Linked DNA regions of Homo sapiens: region 1 is linked to region 2. Evidence: read pairs that join two places in POLR2A ChIA-PET (ENCODE). Cell type or tissue: Caco-2. All regions are shown on one strand. Links, peaks and the distances in the headings refer to the core of each region. The heading gives the core; the rest is flanking DNA.

What was found. Peaks named below come from ENCODE experiments on the same cell type or tissue, not always from the same donor. Only the 100,000 strongest peaks of a DNase experiment are listed, where the experiment ranks them.
Region 1: POLR2A ChIA-PET joins it to region 2 with 6 read pairs; 4 of 35 experiments call an interaction of 5 or more read pairs at or near these places.

What each region holds. Positions count from the first base shown.
Region 1 is chr7:99,189,568-99,192,476 of GRCh38, reverse strand. The region is part of intron 6 of KPNA7 (karyopherin subunit alpha 7); the gene reads left to right. Among named protein-coding and RNA genes, the nearest start is that of KPNA7, 17 kb to the left of the region's middle. RefSeq lists a silencer at 1,477-1,771. In Caco-2, for the core only: no CTCF peak of the experiment used is centred there; a DNase peak (open chromatin) is centred at 1,638.
Region 2 is chr7:99,253,374-99,256,282 of GRCh38, reverse strand. It overlaps a transcript of MYH16 not described here. Among named protein-coding and RNA genes, the nearest start is that of MYH16, 18 kb to the left of the region's middle. In Caco-2, for the core only: no CTCF peak of the experiment used is centred there; no DNase peak of the experiment used is centred there.

The sequences.
Region 1 (2,909 bases), core at 187-2,686, 64 kb after region 2:
CACACCACTGCACTCCAGCCTGGGTGACAGGTTGAGACTCTGTCTCTAAATAAACTAATAATAGCAAGGCTTAGGACTGAGTATCATTTTAGGTAAAGATTGACTCAGCTCTGTCTTTAGGGGCCAGTAGCACTGATCCTTCTCTTTGCGGCATTGGAAGAGGCCTACAAGCTTGCCATCTTGCAAAATAGATGACTGAAATCTCCATTCTAGGGTCACAGTTTAGCATATATGCCTGGTGTTCCATTATTGGAACACTAAGCCTGTGGGAGTTATTTATATCCTACTGCTCATGGTCATTACCAAGGTCTGATTTTTCACACAAAAAAATTTGCAACCTCTGGCATAAATGGGTTAATGTCTCACCAGTTCTGTTCATGGGGAACAGGCTCTTCTTTTGAGGCTTAGAGTCAAGGTTGGTTGATTTGTGGTTATTGATTGAAGAGGACTTCTGGTTTAGGAACTGGGTTCTCGATTTGCCTCAAACAAAAATGAAGAGCAGCCAGAGGACTATGTTCAAAACCTTCATCTGGGAACCGTGGCTCACACCTGTAATCCCAACAATTTGGGAAGCTGAGGCGGGTGGATCACCTGAGGTCAGGAGTTTGAGACCAGCCTGACTAATATGGCGAAATCCTATCTCTACTAAAAATACAGAAACTAGCCAGGCATGGTGGCACGTTCCTGTAGTCCCAGCTACTTGGGAGGCTGAGGCAGGAGAATTGATTGAACCTGGGAGGCGAAGGTTGCAGTGAGCCAAGGTTGCGCCACTGTGCCCCAGCCTGGGCAACAGAGCAAGACTCTGTCTCAAAACTCTTCAAGATGGGAGAAAAATCTGACATGGTTGAACCAATAAAAGACTAGCCATGACCGAGAGAGTTTAAGTAGAGAACACTTAAGATGGCAAGCAGGAAAAGGGCTTAGACATCTTCCTGCTAGCAGCAGGGAGGCTTTGGAGGATTTTGAGGCAAGGGAGTAGAGTGGTCTGATCTTTCAGAAAGGCCCTTCTGGTTGCCTGCCGTAGAATTATATAGCAGAGAGAGGCCGGATGCGGTAGCACTTTGGGAGGCCGAGGTGGGCAGATCACGAGGTCAAGAGATCAAGACCATCCTGGCCAACACGGTGAAACCCCGTCTCCTAAAATTACAAAAATTAGCTGGGTGTGGTGGCACGCACCTGTACTCCCAGCTACTCAGGAGGCTGAGGCAGGAGAATCTCTTGAACCTGGGAGGTGGAGGTTGCAGTGAGCCGAGATTGTGCCACTGTACTCCAGCCTGGTGACAGAGCAAGACTCCATCTCAAAAAAAAAAAAAAAATTGTATAGCAGAGGGAGATGGTGAAGCAGGTGGGTCTGGGACATAGCCATTCTAGACGTGAAAGGGAGACAGCAAGAAGCCAGGATGCCCCTAGGTTTCAGGTTAGATTGTTCAGATGATTGTCTTCCTAGAGAAAGGGGAAAAGTGCAGGAAAAAAAGAAATTGGAGCTTGTGTTGCAGGCATGAAGTTGAGGCGAGTTGGAGACACCATTGCAGCAGAGTCGGATTGACAGATGTACCTTGCTAGGTGACATATGTGTATATGTCACCCAGCCAGGCAAGGTCAGCTGGGGCCAGGGGTCACAAACATGACCTGGCTGGCCGCTTGCTTTGTAAATAGTTTTATCAAGCTGGGCATGGTGGCACGTGTCTGTAGTCCCAGCTACTTGGGAAGGCAAGGCGAGAGGATCGCTTGAGTTTGAGGCTGCAGTGAGCTGTGATTGCACCACTGCACTCCAGCCTGGGTGATGGAGTGAGACCCTGTCTCCCCCCAAAAAAAAAAAAAAAGTTTTACTGGCATGCAGCCACACTCATTTACATACTGTCTGGTCTACAAGGACAGTTGTTGTTGCCACAGAAGCCACAGGCTAAAAATGTTTAAGATCTGGCCCTTTACCGAAAAAGTTTTCAACCCCTGACCTAGAGTGTGAGGAGAGCCTGAGACCCAGTCCTGTGGGCTCTAAGGTTCTAAATTCAGGCAGAGCCTGCCAAAAAGACTAAGTAGAAACAGCTAATTTGGCCATAGAAAACCAGGTTTGGTGTCACAGTTGCCAAGAAGAGCTCTTTCTTTTTTTTCTGCTTTTTTTTCTGCTTTTTTTTTTTTTTGAGACAGAGTCTTGCTCTGTCACCAGGCTGGAGTGCAGTGGTGCAATCTCAGCTCACTGCAACCTCCGCCTCCTGGGTTCAAGCGATTCTTCTGCTTCAGCCTCCCGAGTAGCTGGGATTACAGGCACATGCCACCCCGCCTGGCTAATTTTTGTGTTTTTAGTAGAGACGGGGTTTCACCATCTTGGCCAGGCTGGTCTTGAACCCCTGACCTCATGATCCACCTGCCTCGGCCTCCCAAAGTGTTGGGGTTACAGGTGTGAGCCACCACGCCCAGCCGAGAGCTCCTTCAAAAAGAAAGGGCTGACTACTAACCACAGCTGAGAGGGACAGTAACTTTAGGACCAAGAAGCAGCTGCTGTGTTTGGTGACTTGGAAGGAGCTGATTCCCATCCCTAACCCCAAAGAAGGGTTAGAAACATGACTAGAATGGCCTGAAGAACAACTGGAGGCCAGGCGCTTATGTCTGTAATCCCAGCATTTTGGGAGGCCGAGGCAGGAGGATCCCTTGAGCCCAGGAGTTTGAGACCAGCCTGGGCAACATAGCAAGACTTTCCTCTACAAAAAGCATGTCTAGCCACAGCTACTCAGGAGGCAGAAGTAGGAGGATCACTTGGGCCTGGGAGGTTGAGGCTGTAGTGAGCTATGATCACGGCACTGCACTGCAGCCTGGGCAACAGAGTGAGACCCTGTCTCAACAAACAAACAAAAAACCCCAACAATTGGGAATCTGGGAGGTAGACAGTGAATATAGATGCCTCTCTGAGG
Region 2 (2,909 bases), core at 232-2,731:
TTTTTTTGCAGAGACGGGATCTTAGTATGTTGCCTAGGCTGGTCTCAAACTCCTGGACTCAAGCAATTCTCCTGCCTCAGCCTTCCAAAGCACTGGGATTACAGGTGTAAGCTACTGTGCCTGGCACTATTATTATTGTTAAGGCTTCATGCCAGGTACTAGGTGAGGGGAAGGCAAAGATAAATCAGGAATCGATTCTGTTGTCCAAGAGGAGAGAGAACCTAGTACACAAATAATCCTAACAGAAGTTGTGAGTGCTTAGTGTCATAAGAGGAGCCAGAGAGTGTGTTGGGGACTGGGAGAATGACAGAGTCACTTCTAGCTGGGCTGGGGAGGAGGAAAAGTTGCATGGGGTTGAAGGCCCCTGAAGTCCCCATGGAATTCTAGTTCGACTCTGCAAAGAGAAACTTGGCTTGCTAAAATGGGCTTGGAATAAAATGCTGATCGCAACCCCAGAAATCTCCAGGGAAGATCTGGGCAGCTGTCTGGCAGCTCTAAGTGGGCTCCTGTCCCCACTGCCACCCCAGTTCTAGTGGCCATGCATGCAGAGTCCCAAGGCTTCTTCCCGTCCTGTGCCAGCTCTGCCCGCCCACTCACATCTGTGATCTGCAGCTCCTCCTTGTCATCCATGTTGTCCACAGTGGTGACGCCTTGGCTCACCCAGTGGTATTCCTTAGGGTTGGGGACCAGCAGCAAACTCTCTGCCAAGAATAGCAAAGCAGGTTAACCCTTGGTGACATGTGGTTTTCTTCTCTGCCATCTCTAACCTCTCCTCCCTCCCTCCCTCCCTCCCTTCCTTCTTTCCTTCCTTCCTCTTTCTCTCTCTCTCTTTCTTTCAACAGGGTCTGGCTCTGTCACCCAGGCTGGAGTACGGTGGCACAATCATAGCTCACTGCAGCCTTGAACTCCTGGGCTTAAGTGATCTGCCTGCCTCAGCCTCCTGAGTAGCTGAGACCACAGGCACCACCACACCTGGCTAATTTTTGTTACTTATTTATTTTAAAAAAATTTTTTGAGACGGAGTCTTGCTCTGTCACCCAGGCTGGAGTGTGGTGGCGCAATCTCGGCCCACTGCAACCTCTGCCTCCTGGGTTCAAGCGATTCTTGCACCTCAGCCTCCTAAGTAGCTGGGATTACAGGTGCCCACCACCACACCTAGCTAATTTTTGTATTTTCAGTAGAGATGGGGTTTCGCCATGTTGGCCAGGCTGGTTTCGAACTCCTGACTTCAGATGATCTGCCTGCCTCGGCCTCCCAAAGTACTGGGATTACATGTGTGAGCCATTGCGCCCAGCCATTTTTTTAGTTTTTGTAGAGACAGGGTCTTGCTAAATTGCCCAGGCTGGTCTCAAACTCCTGGGCTCAAGCGATCCTCCTGCCTTTGCCTCCCAAAGTGCTGGGATTACAGATATGAGCCACTGCACCTGGCTGGAAATTGCATTTTTATGTGAAGTCTCCCAATTTCAAAATGTTGTTAATTTAAAAGTATACTTTGTCCAAACAAATAAAGCCCACCTGTGGGTGGGGAATGGTACTCAATGCCCTTATTTCTGGCTGGGTTAGGAGGTGTGTGTGTGTAAGACTGAGTCTTCATCCCTCCTCCCACTTTATGTCTGGGCAGGTCTGCCGTGGACAGTTGAGCATGTTGGTGCCTGCACAAGGGCATCCAGTTGAGTGGGTGAGTGTACTCCACTTTCTGAGCTGTGTGCCTGGTGTGGGCTGTGTCTACCAAGAGGAGAGCCTGCTGGGACTGCATGCAAGCACTGGCAGAGCTGATCATGGTCTTGGGCTGATCCCTGTGCTGGTGCCCGAGTATCAGACTCAGAGGCAGCAGGTGGCAGACATAAAGGGTTTAAAGCCTCACATCTCAGTTTTATATCCCAGATTTTGCAGGTACTCAAAGCTTCATCTGTGAAATGGGCCCACAGTGGTCCTCATCTGGCTACTATGAGGATGAGATGTGCAAATAGAACTTTGAGAAAGTTCCCTGTAACACATTCACATGAATTTTCTTTTCTTTTCTTTTTTTTTCTTCAGACAGAGTCTTGTTCTGTTGCCCAGGCTGCAGTGCAATGGAGTGATCTTGGCTCACTGCAACCTCCACCTCCCAGGTTCAACTGATTCTCCTGTGTCAGCCTCCCGAGTAGCTGGGATTACAGGCACCTGCCATCATGCCTGGCTAATTTTTTTGTATTTTGGAGAGACGGGGTTTCACCATGTTGGCCAGGCTGGTCCTGAACTCCTGACCTCAGGTGATCCACCTGCCTCTGCCTCCCAAAGTCCTGGGGTTACAGGCGTGAGCCACCGCACCCAGCCCGATTCACATCACTTTAAACTGAAGACATTATCACAGAACCCTAGGAGTGACATGAGACTCCTTGCACATGGGAAATCTTTGCTTATGGAAAAGAAGAAAAGCAAGGTCAGGGGCAGGTGGATAGACATAAAGGTCTTTACCAACAAGTTCAGGCTTCTTGTTTGAGAGAATCTGGTAGAAGATGTGGTAGCTTCTCTCGGCTGCTTGCTGTGAGATGACACGAGATTTCTCTAAGAGATCTGAAAAAGAAGTGAAGATCCTGGTGAGTACACAGCTGTTTCCCTGGAGTTCAGGGCTCCATACAAAGCAGGAATCTCCTCTCCATAAAGCCCAGAACAGTCACCAGTGGTGAGCCCCACGCTTCGCTCTTCCCAGACACGCAGCCTCCGGGGACCTGACTGCCACGGGGGGAGTCCTGGGAACGGGGCCAGCCTCCTGGGCACCAACAGGCTGCAATCAGAAGGACCTCCCACTTGGCTTGATGCTCCTCTGTTGCTGTTTCAAAATTCCTTTATTATTATTATTATTTTTAGAGACAGGGTCTTGCTGCGTTACCCAGGCTGGAGTGCAGTGGTGTGATTATTTATTTATT